Regions from separate parts of the Homo sapiens genome. Here region 2 is linked to region 1. Evidence: chromatin loops called from intact Hi-C (ENCODE). Cell type or tissue: GM12878. All regions are shown on one strand. Each heading gives the region's core, and the rest is flanking DNA. Links, peaks and the distances in the headings are about the cores only.

Region 1 (5,383 bases), core at 207-5,206:
ATGTTTTCTTATTTTTTGTGTCTTTTTTTTCATGGTGTTGGTAATGTTTGAATTTTCTAGAATGAGCGTGTATTATGGCAGAGGAAAAAATATAAAGAACATAATTATATATTTTTTTCTTAAGCTTAAGATCCCCTACTTTGTAGAGGAGATAGATACCTTTTAGACATTAAAATACTGTTAGCTGGGTTTATCTGAAATGTAACAGCATGAAGACAACTTTGTAATGTTGTAATCATTGTCCCTCAAATTAAGTCTCACATCAAACTGTGAAATTAGGTACACAGATGCATGTAGGCTCTGGGCTATGGATTGCTCCAAACTACAGACTGGGTCCTCATTGGCGCTGCAGAGGAAAGCAGGCTGTTTGCAACTGCTTTCAGGATTGACTCAGGGCCCCCGTCCTCTACTTTGTCACCTTCACACTGTTTCAGTGGTTATCTTCCTTGCCTTTTATAGCCTGAAAACTATGCAGGTGCTCAAAGGACAATCAGTAGGCTTCCAGCCTTTCTCCTCTTCTTCCCATATTCCTTCTCTTTATTTAGGCCATTTGATCATGCCATACAAGGGAGAACTATAAATAATAATGCTGGCACACAGCAACATTTCACAATTACCACTGCAATGGCTAGTCCTGGTATAAGTTTTTTTTTGCTAAAACAGATAATATAGTTTTAATTCTAATAAGCAGAGCTCCCCCAATGAGGATTTTTTTAGGAATATAGGAACCAGCTCGTTAGAGGCTCTTGATAAAATATACTTCTGAATTGCAGGCATTTCAATGGTAAACAGGAGACAGAACCTACCTGATAATTGTGACAACCTTAGATGGTCATAGGATTATATCTGCTGAAATCTCTGTTTCCTCGCGTTAAAAATTTTCAAATCAAATCAAAACACTTTTTTTCTGGCTAAAACACATTTTTAAGCCTTGTCTTAGTGTATTTATGCATACCTTTTTATGTAAAAAATCTATGAATGTTACTAAAGTCTCACAATGTCCTAAGAAGGAATTATTATTCCTAATATGCCTATGAAGATACTTCAACAAGAAGGCTAACTATCCCACTGAATACTAGATAAAACAAAAGCAAAAACAGATAGGATTTGAATTCAGCACATTCACCCACTAACTCCTAATCTCATCTTCACGTTCTTCACCTGAATATTTACATCAGTCATAATTTTGAAGCAAACTCATTCAAACCCCTCCCTAAAATGCTTTTTCTTTTCTTTTTTTTCTTTTTTTTTTTTTGTGAGATGGAGTCTCACTCTGCCACCCAGGCTGGAGTGTAATGGTGTGATGTGGGCTCACTGCAACCTCTGCCTCTCAGGTTCAAGCAATTCTCCTGCCTCAGCCTCCCTAGTAGCCTGGGATTACAGGCGCCCACCACCACACCCAGCTAGTTTTTGTATTTTTAGTAGAGATGGGGTTTCACCATGTTGGCCAGGCTAGTCTCAAACTCCCAACCTCAAATGATCCACCCGCCTTGGCCTCCCAAAGTGCTGGGATTACAGGCGTGAGCGACCGCGCCTGGCCTAAAATGCTTTTCCTAATGTGTATTTACATGTATGCATTATAAAACTTCTAGATTTTTCTGTGAGCCCCCTGCTTAAAATCCGTCTGTAAATATTTCCTTGAAATCTGGTCTAGTTTAAGGTACCACGTACAACTGGTGTCTCTAAATTAAATGTGGTCTCTATTACTTCTCTTCTTTAAAGATTTTTTTTAATTAAAATCTATGATTCTACAAAGCTCATTGTAGAAACCTTGACAAACACAGATCATAGCAAAAAATAAAATTAAAAAAAACCAGTAATTTCATTTCCCAAAGAAAACTCAGATGTGGCCCATATTTTGATTTTGGATAATGTATCTAACTAATCATCCAAAATCCGAATTACTAAGTATTTGGAAACTTCTTTCCTGAAGTAGCATTACAGATTGATCATTAATGGGGATTGTTTTTCCCCATTATCTATCAGTAGTACTGATAAATTTACCACTCTCTCCCAGCCCTCCTTAGAAGATTGCTGGATGAAAGTAACAATAGTAATTGACTCGCTTCCCAGTTGGCCCAGTAGTCTTGGCTTGGTTGACACTCAGCTCAGTAGTCCCAAGATTTTGGTGGGTATAAGATTTAAGTTTTTAAAAGGTCTGAAGTAGACCTAAGAAGTGCATTTTTACAAGTCCCATGCCTAAATCGTTCTGACATAGAAAGTTCTTAGGCCACAGTTTGAGAACCTCTAGTTTATGGAATTCACAGACTGATCTTTCAGAAACTGTATGGCTCAGGCGCACCTGAAATGACTTTTAATGGAAGAGAGGAAAATTCTTCAGCCTTATTTATATTCTCACTTCTAGTTTTAGTAAGTGTTGTTTCAGTCTGTGTATTTCTCTGCAGAGCCAGTGTCCTATTAACTAGTTAAAAGAAAACAGGACCCCTGCAGACAAAACCCTGAGGCTTCAGAGTCCTCCCACATCCTCTTTCATGTCTCCCTTCCTTTGTCTCTTCAAAGACATCTTTGCCCAGTCACCTTCTGCTCTCCCCACAGAGATGTTGACATTGAACTTTCCTGGACAATAGTTTTCTGTCTTTTCTCAGTAAAACTGGCTTTCTCTCAGCTGTGATGGAAAGACTCCATCAGTGACTTCATGCATGCATGTTGTTATATGCATAACAGAAAACAATGAGCTGTAAAACATACAGAGGCCAGCTGGGTGCTGTGGGTCATGCCTGTAATCCCAACACTTTGGGAGGCTGAGGCAGGTGGATCGCCTGAGGTCAAGAGTTCGAGACCAGCCTGGCCAACATAGTGAAACGCTGTCTCTACTAAAAAATACCAAAAATTAGCTGGACGTGGTGGTGGGCGCCTGTAATCCCAGCTACTAGGGAGGCTGAGGCAGGAGAATCACTTGAACCCAGGAGGCAGAGGTTGCAGTGAGCCAAGATCACGCCATTGCCCACCAGCCTGGGCAAGAAGAGTGAAACTCCATCTCAAAAAAAAAAAAGAGAGAGGCCTTCCAGCACTCCACCACCACTAATACCACCACCACCACCAGTCCTGGCCTACCTTTTCCAAAGAAGATTATTCCAAGAAAAAAACAGGTGGAGCACACTGTGGTAGGGGCCAGGGTGGTGGCAAGAGAATTTATGGAATTTAAGGACAAGAGCCCTTTCCATTATCCCCCACTACTGAGCAAACCATACTGTGCAGATGTCTGTCTGCCTTAAGAACAAGCTGGCCTTCTAGCTTAGAAAAGACCTTTCTTCCGTGCCCTCTCTAAGGTAACTTGCCTATTTGGTATCTGAAGCCATTCAAGGAGATGTTATGAATTATTGTTTTGTAAAAGCCATTTTTTATGAACTGAATTCCGCAGATTTTTTGTTCTAAGAATTGGCAAGAACCTTTTGCAAAGATAAGGGGACAGGTGCCCTTTGAAGTATATGTTTATGATTGATCAATTCAGAGAATCTAATACTTTTGAGAGCTGATTTTTGTACCTAGAATTCCATATTTTGTTTCAAACGTACTGCTCATTTTTTAGATCTATACAGAATTGTTACAAACCTTGTAAAGTCTCCAAGATAAATGAGGATGTTCATATGAAAACCCAGACAATCTTTTCTTTTCTTCTCCTCTTCAACTTTTATTTGTAGTTCCAGGGTATATGTGCAGGATGTGCAGGTTTGTTACATAGGTAGACGGGTGCCATGGTGGTTTGCTGCACAGATCAACCCATTGCCTAGGTATTAAGTCCAGCATCCATTAGCTATTCTTCCTGGTGCTCTCCCTCCCACCTCTCCTGACAGGGCTTAGTGTGTGTTGTTCCCCTCCCTGTGTGCATGTGTTCTCATCGTTCAACCTCCACTTAAGAGTGAGAACATACGGTGTTTGATTTTCTTTTCCTGCATTAGTTGGCCGAGAATGATGGCTTCCAGCTCCATCCATGTTCCTGCAAAGGACATGATCTCAGTCTTTTTTATGGATGCGTAGTATTCCATGGTGTATATTTACCACATTTTCTTTATCCACTCTATAATTGATGGGCATTTGGGTTGATTCCATGACTTTGCTATTGTGAATAATGCTGCAGTGAACATACTTGTGCCTGTATCTTTATAACAGAATGATTTCTGTTCCTTTGGGTACATACCCAGTAATGGGATTACTGGGTCAAATGGTATTTTTGCCTCTGGGTCTTTAAGGAATTGCCACACTCTCTTCCACAATAATTGAACTAATTTACACTCCCACCAACAATGTAAAAGTGTTCCTTTTTCTCTGCAGCCTTGCCAGCATCTGTTTTTTCTTCACTTTTTAATAATCGCCATTCACTGGTGTGAGATGGTATCTCATTGTGGTTTTGATTTGTATTTCTCTAATGATCAGTGATGTTGAGCTTTTTTTCATATGAAAAATCCAGACAATCTTGAGGGCCAGCACAGCCTGAGGACTTGCTGACACAAAGTATTGACGGGCCAGAGGAAGTGGGCAGCCTGGATATCACATCACCCCATGTCTGCTGCTGCTCAGGTTTCTCTCACTGTCTCTTGGGTATGTGGTGGGGAGTGGGGGGTGAGGAGGGGGTGGGAGGGCAGATTAAAGAGAAGCAGCTGCAGCCTGAGGCACAGACAGGATGCAGAGTGACTCCATCATCCCACCTAGAGTCATGGACACCACCCACTTTGATACATTCTGTTCACAACCATAATTCCTTTCATGCTGATTCGTGTCATTGGGAATCTCTCTTCTTCAGCTTCAAGAGAGCCGAATCTGACTCAGGTGTTGAGATTGGGGAATGGCATTTCCATTTCTTCCTCTCTCCAGTATAGCCAGAGCAGGAAGGGCAAGAGAAAAGGGGTCCTGGTACCTGGTGATGTCAAAGTAGGCAGCTCCTACTGCTGTGCTAGCAAGAGCCATGTGGACTAGTGTGAGAACAGGAACTCTCCCAAGTCCCCTACTGGGTAACCAGATACCCAACAGTGTGCCTAGAGATGCTTTAGTCCACTCCAATCCTAAATACTACTACATTGTGCTAATAGTTTCCCTGAAAAACAGCCATATTTCACTCATTTTTTTAAAAATCAATTACAATTTTTAGCCTTAAGGTTTGATATTGGTATTGTGTTTATTTTTTCAAAGAATCTTTATCTTGTAGAGTTATACACTGCAATAGTTACAGATGAAAAGATAGTGTGGTCTGGGATTTGTCTCAAAACCAGTAGGAGGTAGGAGTGGTGGGCTACAGGTATATAGATGAAACAAGATTGCCTTGTTTATACTATTCTATCTACTTTGTACCTGTTTTCTATGTTATAAAATGTTCATAGTAAGTGGTTTAAACTTCAAAAATCATTTCTGAAAATAAGTGGATACC
Region 2 (5,383 bases), core at 188-5,187, 85 kb before region 1:
ACTGGTCTGTCCTTACACTGCTAATAAACACATAACCGAGGCTGGGTAATTTATAAAGGAAAGAGTTTTAATTGACTCACAGTTCCACACGGCTGGGGATGCCTCACAATCATTGTGGAAGGTGAATGAGGAACAAAGTAAAGTCTTACCCGGCGACAGGCAAGACAGTGTGTGCACGGGAACTCCCATTTATAAAACCATCAGATCTCGCGAGACTTATTCACTGCCACGAGAATGGCATGAGTGAAACAGCCACCAAGATTCAATTATCTCCACCTGGCCCTGCCCTTGATATGTGGGGATTATTACAATTCAATGTAAGATTTGGGTGGAGACACAGCCAAACCATATCAGAACAGTAAAATGAGACAAGAAAAATTCTGGAGGAGAGCTGTAAATAAAAATTCTACTTTGGTCACAGTAAGTTTGAGGTGTTTATTTAATAGGGAGAAGTAAGAGGGGAATTATAAGACTTGGACATCATCAGCATATAAATAGCATTTAAAGTCATAGGATGAATAATATTACTGAGAGAATGTGTCAATAGAGAAGAGTATCTAGGACTGATCCCACTGACTCTACATTGATGTTGTATTGTTACTCTCTCAATAAGCCTTCAGTGATTTTCCTTGTTTATTTATTTATTTGAGAAAGGGCTCACTCTGGTGCCCAGCCTAGAGTGCAATGGTGTGATCATAGCTCACTGCAGCCTTGAACTCCTGGGCTCAAGCAATCCTTCCACCTCAGCCTCCCAAGTAGCTGGGTCAGTGGTTATTTTTGTTTAAGTAATGTAGTTAAAATCGATATTGGTAAGGTGAGAATAATAATACTGCATACAGTTATTGCAAGGAGCAAATGAGGAATATGTAAAATATCTAACACATTGCCTGGCGGAGTAGGAAATCGATAAAATATGACCTTTTTTTCCCCTATTTCCTTCCTTGGTAAGAGTGGACTCTGCAGTAAATTGCAATAGAACTAAAATCTCTCTATTGGCTCAGATGTCTTTACACAGAGAAAGTCTTAAGAATCATCTGCCTCTGCATTTCCAAAAGGAGATTCTTCCTATAGGATATTAACAGTTTTCCATTTCTATCTGGTTGAGCCTGAGTTAATAAAGTTGAATAGATTTATTAAATGCAGACCTTCATAGAGACCTCTAAGGGACAAAAATTGTGTGCTGTATTTGCCAACTTCCACACAAGCTAGAGAAATTGTCCACAGACCACAATTTAGGAAAGCATTGATTTACTCCAAGCCCCTATTTTACATAAGAGAAAACTGAGGCCAAGGGAGATAAGGTAACTTGAGTAAAGTTCTACCACTAGTAAAGTGTTCTGACACCAAACTTGGAGCTCTTTTTTCTAGAATATTCCATCACTATGATGTCGCTTATTATTACTAACACTACCCCAACTTTCCAACAGCCTTTCCGTCTGAGTAGCCTACTTCAGCTCTTTTCCTAAAAGCTGAGTTTACGAGGCATCTATATGGGGCTTTCAGGTAGATAAGATGCCTAGAGAAAGCAGCCAAGTGCCTCTATTTGTCTGAAATAGAACCCCTGTGGTTTATGAAGAGTTGCCTACATAAGAATGACTTTGTTACATATTCATAATATGGAGTAAGAGATAGAGTTTTTCCTTTTTTTTGGAAAAAAAAAAGCACAAACTGAGTAATCAAACTGTTACCGTATTTATGGCCTCATCTCCAATAATACGTGGGACCTTGGATCCATTCACCTGAGGTAAAATCTCTGAACTTTCATTTGTCTGCCTGTTATTAAGAAAGGCAGTAAAATGGAAGTTAATATTTGCTAAACCTTTGACCTATAATGCAGTTTCTAAATCAGCAGAAAGTATCTTTGTAGAGTTAAGCAGGAAAGAGAAAAAACAGAGCTTTGCCAAGTGCCTTTTCTCATCACCATTTCGCAGAGAAGAAAACTGGATAACACAGGCAGTAAACCCTCAGCATGTCCAAGGGCCCTTAACATGTTAGGCAAAAGGCAAGATTGGAAGCCAGGTTTGTCTCACATTAAAGGTGTATTGCCCCTTCAGTGAAAAAACCTGGAGTGCAGTCATTAGAATGGTGAGAAGAAGGGCTTCCCATAGACCTGAGAAGAGTTGGGTGGTGAGTACTACTCTCAACTTTGCCTGGTGACCATGGAGGGAAGTGGAAGTACGGAAGGGGAAGTGGGAGATGAAGTGGGATTGTAGTGGCAACAGTTTGTAGGACTAACAATACAATTTTTAGATCTTTAATAGATGTCATCTACCCTACCCTAAAGCTACCTTTCCTATTCTCATGATAGCAGACCTCTAAAGCATATCAGACTTTGATCCCAGGAAGATCCACTGTATTGCCTAAGTTCATCCTGCTGACCTACTGAACCTGAAGACCCTCTCAAAATTACCCTCATTTAGCTCAAGTGGTTGGCAACAGTTAAAACATAATTGCCCCTGGAGCTATTATCATCTTACTGCATTAGTGATATGAATATAGGATCTGAAGCAGTTAGCTATTGCTGTGTAGAAATCCATCTCAAAACCTCAGTTGGAAACAATTATTTATTATTTTTTATGAGTCTACAGGTGTTCAGGTAGTTCTGTTGATCTACATCAGTTAGATTTTGGCTGGGCTCACTACTGTGTCTGTGGGGACTTGGCAGGTCACTGGGGAGCCGGGTGGTCTACGACAGCCTGAATGACTCAGCTCTGTGCCATGTGGTCTCATGTGGAGGATACCTCTAATTCAGTCGTGTAGTCATAGTGACCACAGGGAAGGAGTAGAAACCCACGAAGCTTCTTGAGGTCTAGACTCAGAACTGTCACAGTATCACTTCTGCCACATTTTATTAGCCAAAGCAAGTAACAAGACCAGTCCAAGTTAGAGTAGGTAGAAATTACAAAGCTATAAGGCAAAGGCTATGGATATATAGAGGCCATTAATGTAGCTGGGATTATCAATGCATTCAATCTAACACAACCTGAGGGCAAATTTTAATTGAAAGAATAGGAAAGGGGCTGGACGTAGTGGTTCACACCTGTAATCCCAGCACTTTGGGAGGCTGAGGTGGGCAGATTTCTTGAGGTCAGGAGTTCGAGACCAGCCTGGCCAACATGGCAAAACCCCATCTCTACTAAAAATACAAAAATTAGCCAGGTGTGGTGGTCCATGCCTGTAATTTCAGCTACTCGGGAGTCTGAGGCAGAGGTTGCAGTGAGCCGAGATTGTGCCACTGCACTCCAGCTAGGTGACAGAACAGGACTCCGTCTCAAAGAAAAAAAAAAGGAAGGAAAGGAAAGGATAGAGAATATAAGTTGTTTGCATTCTAAATAATCTCTTGCATAGATCTCTCTTGTTCTATTACCTAGTTTTGAACTCAAGCAAATTGTACTCTTCTTTCTCATTTGTAAATCTTTATCTTAGTATATCCTATGCAAGTAAATCATCTCCAAATGTACACTTTGTTTTGCAATGGTCTTAGATTAAAGTGAATTAAGTACCTAAAACTATTTAATTATTTGAGTTCAGCCAATCAGATTTTTGTCTGATACAGAGTGAAAAAAAAGAAAGAAAAACTTTAATGCCATTTCATTATTATTCTAATTAATGAGCAACTTTACTGTCTGCATTAGTGACACGGTAGAACAGCTAAAAAGAAGGAAGTTTGAGTAAGTTCAGCTTCTCTGTGAATTTGCTTTCCAGCATGACAGGTTTATCATCAGTAAATATTCATTGAGTCCCCACAGTGAGAAAAGAATCATGATGAGTATGACACAAAACATATTCTAAAGAGAAATATATATTCCGATTACAGAATGCACATATGAGACACGGGTGATAAGACATTGATCATGCCATTCAATAGTGAATATCAAAGTTGTGTTAGGTTTGTTTAATTTATGTAATGAATAGGCATGAACTTGTAGGACAACTGAGGACCATTTGGGGTGAATTATGGTAGAGCCTTTGAGGTAACACACAATCACTGTCTTCTAAAGTGAAGAAAGGCATCAGGATTGCGGAAAGACATACGTCATCATGAGTAAAGGGTCAGTGATGTGACTCCAAGTCAACATCAAGATAAGATGAAGCTCTTAAGGCAAAGACGTAACATTATCTTAAAGGTCACATTGAATGTTTCTGTGGTCATTTGCTTTCTCACACATGTGGGTTTCAAGTGCGGCTGGTGCCATCCCTCTGAGCAGACGCTGAAAGAGAAAACTTCTGAGATAGCACTTGTGAGCGAAAAGCACACCAACTGGCTCAAAGAGCTGTGGTTGGGCAGATCTGGTGTAAATACAAAGTTCCTTCCCGACATTTCCCAGAGTTTCTTGAAGATCACCTGGCCTCTAGAAGATGACAAGGAGACAGCAAGTCCTACAAGCAAAAAGGAGCATTCAGCAAACATTCCAAGCACAGCTTATGCCCTGGAAGAGTATGTTCCACGGGAGAGAAGTGAAGCCAGTGGGTCCGGACCTGGAACTGTAAGTGACAGGTCTCAGACCTGGAAAAACCATTTGGGAGTGGAGTGTGGCTTCTGTGGTTTAAAAGGCCTTTTTGGTATCTTAAGGACAGAGTGTCTCCACATGGAGAATGTCTTTGATTGCCCACTGGGGGAGTTTTCCTTGTTTATCATCAGGGTCTTGAGTAAAAGCAAGAATTATCCCACATACTGTAATGTCCTCAGAAACCCCTGATACAAGTACATTTTGCTTATAGGTGTATTGCACAAAACTGGAAGTTTGAGGTTTGTCATGTCACTCAAGCTGAAAGGGGAATTCAAGTGGAGACAGCAGTGAGCAATGCTAGGAGTGGCTTGAAAGATACAGTTGCAATCTAAGACTCTATGTGTTCGGGAGAACTCAGTATTTGCCATTTCAGCTCAGGAAAACTAGGATTATAAGATATTTGCATGAAGTCACACTTGCCATGTCAACTCTCTACATTTTGGTTTTAGGTTCCTTTTAACCTAGAAAGGTAGGTTTGGGTTTGGGTTAGGTTTTATGAGCTCCTTGTAAGCAGGCACTATGGGTTAGCTTTTTGGTTTTTTAGGTTTTGCTTTGCTTTTTACTTTAAATTTTGTACAACTGCTAGCAGAGTAACAAGTATATGTAGAGATATTTAATTTGTTTAAAAATTCCTCTATTATTCTGACTATAATTGCTTTAAAATCCCTCAAATAATCCTATCTTCAAAGAATAAATAATTGTATTGAAGGGTTGTTAGGCTTAGCCCAGAGCTAGGGCAATAAATAGAATGTCTTCAGAAAGACATGTGAAGGGTACACATAAACACTGTGAAGAAAAACACTGTCTGTGAGGCATGATGGGAACTGAAAACATAACATAAAATATAAATGGGTGGGAAGATTAGGATCTCT

Evidence for each region. A loop is a pair of places that touch in the nucleus more often than their neighbours do. Peaks named below come from ENCODE experiments on the same cell type or tissue, not always from the same donor. Only the 100,000 strongest peaks of a DNase experiment are listed, where the experiment ranks them.
Region 2: it touches region 1 in a loop (5-fold over the local background); 7 of 110 quality-filtered maps call a loop at or near these places.

What each region holds. Positions count from the first base shown.
Region 1 is chr5:126,441,052-126,446,434 of GRCh38, forward strand. The region is part of intron 1 of GRAMD2B (GRAM domain containing 2B); the gene reads left to right. Among named protein-coding and RNA genes, the nearest start is that of GRAMD2B, 20 kb to the left of the region's middle. RefSeq lists an enhancer at 3,775-4,974. In GM12878, for the core only: no CTCF peak of the experiment used is centred there; a DNase peak (open chromatin) is centred at 2,500; H3K27ac peaks cover 966 bases.
Region 2 is chr5:126,355,973-126,361,355 of GRCh38, forward strand. The region is part of intron 1 of LOC124901056 (a long non-coding RNA gene); the gene reads right to left. It also overlaps a transcript of GRAMD2B not described here. Among named protein-coding and RNA genes, the nearest start is that of GRAMD2B, 65 kb to the right of the region's middle. RefSeq lists an enhancer at 3,461-4,660. In GM12878, for the core only: no CTCF peak of the experiment used is centred there; DNase peaks (open chromatin) are centred at 2,769, 4,109 and 4,799.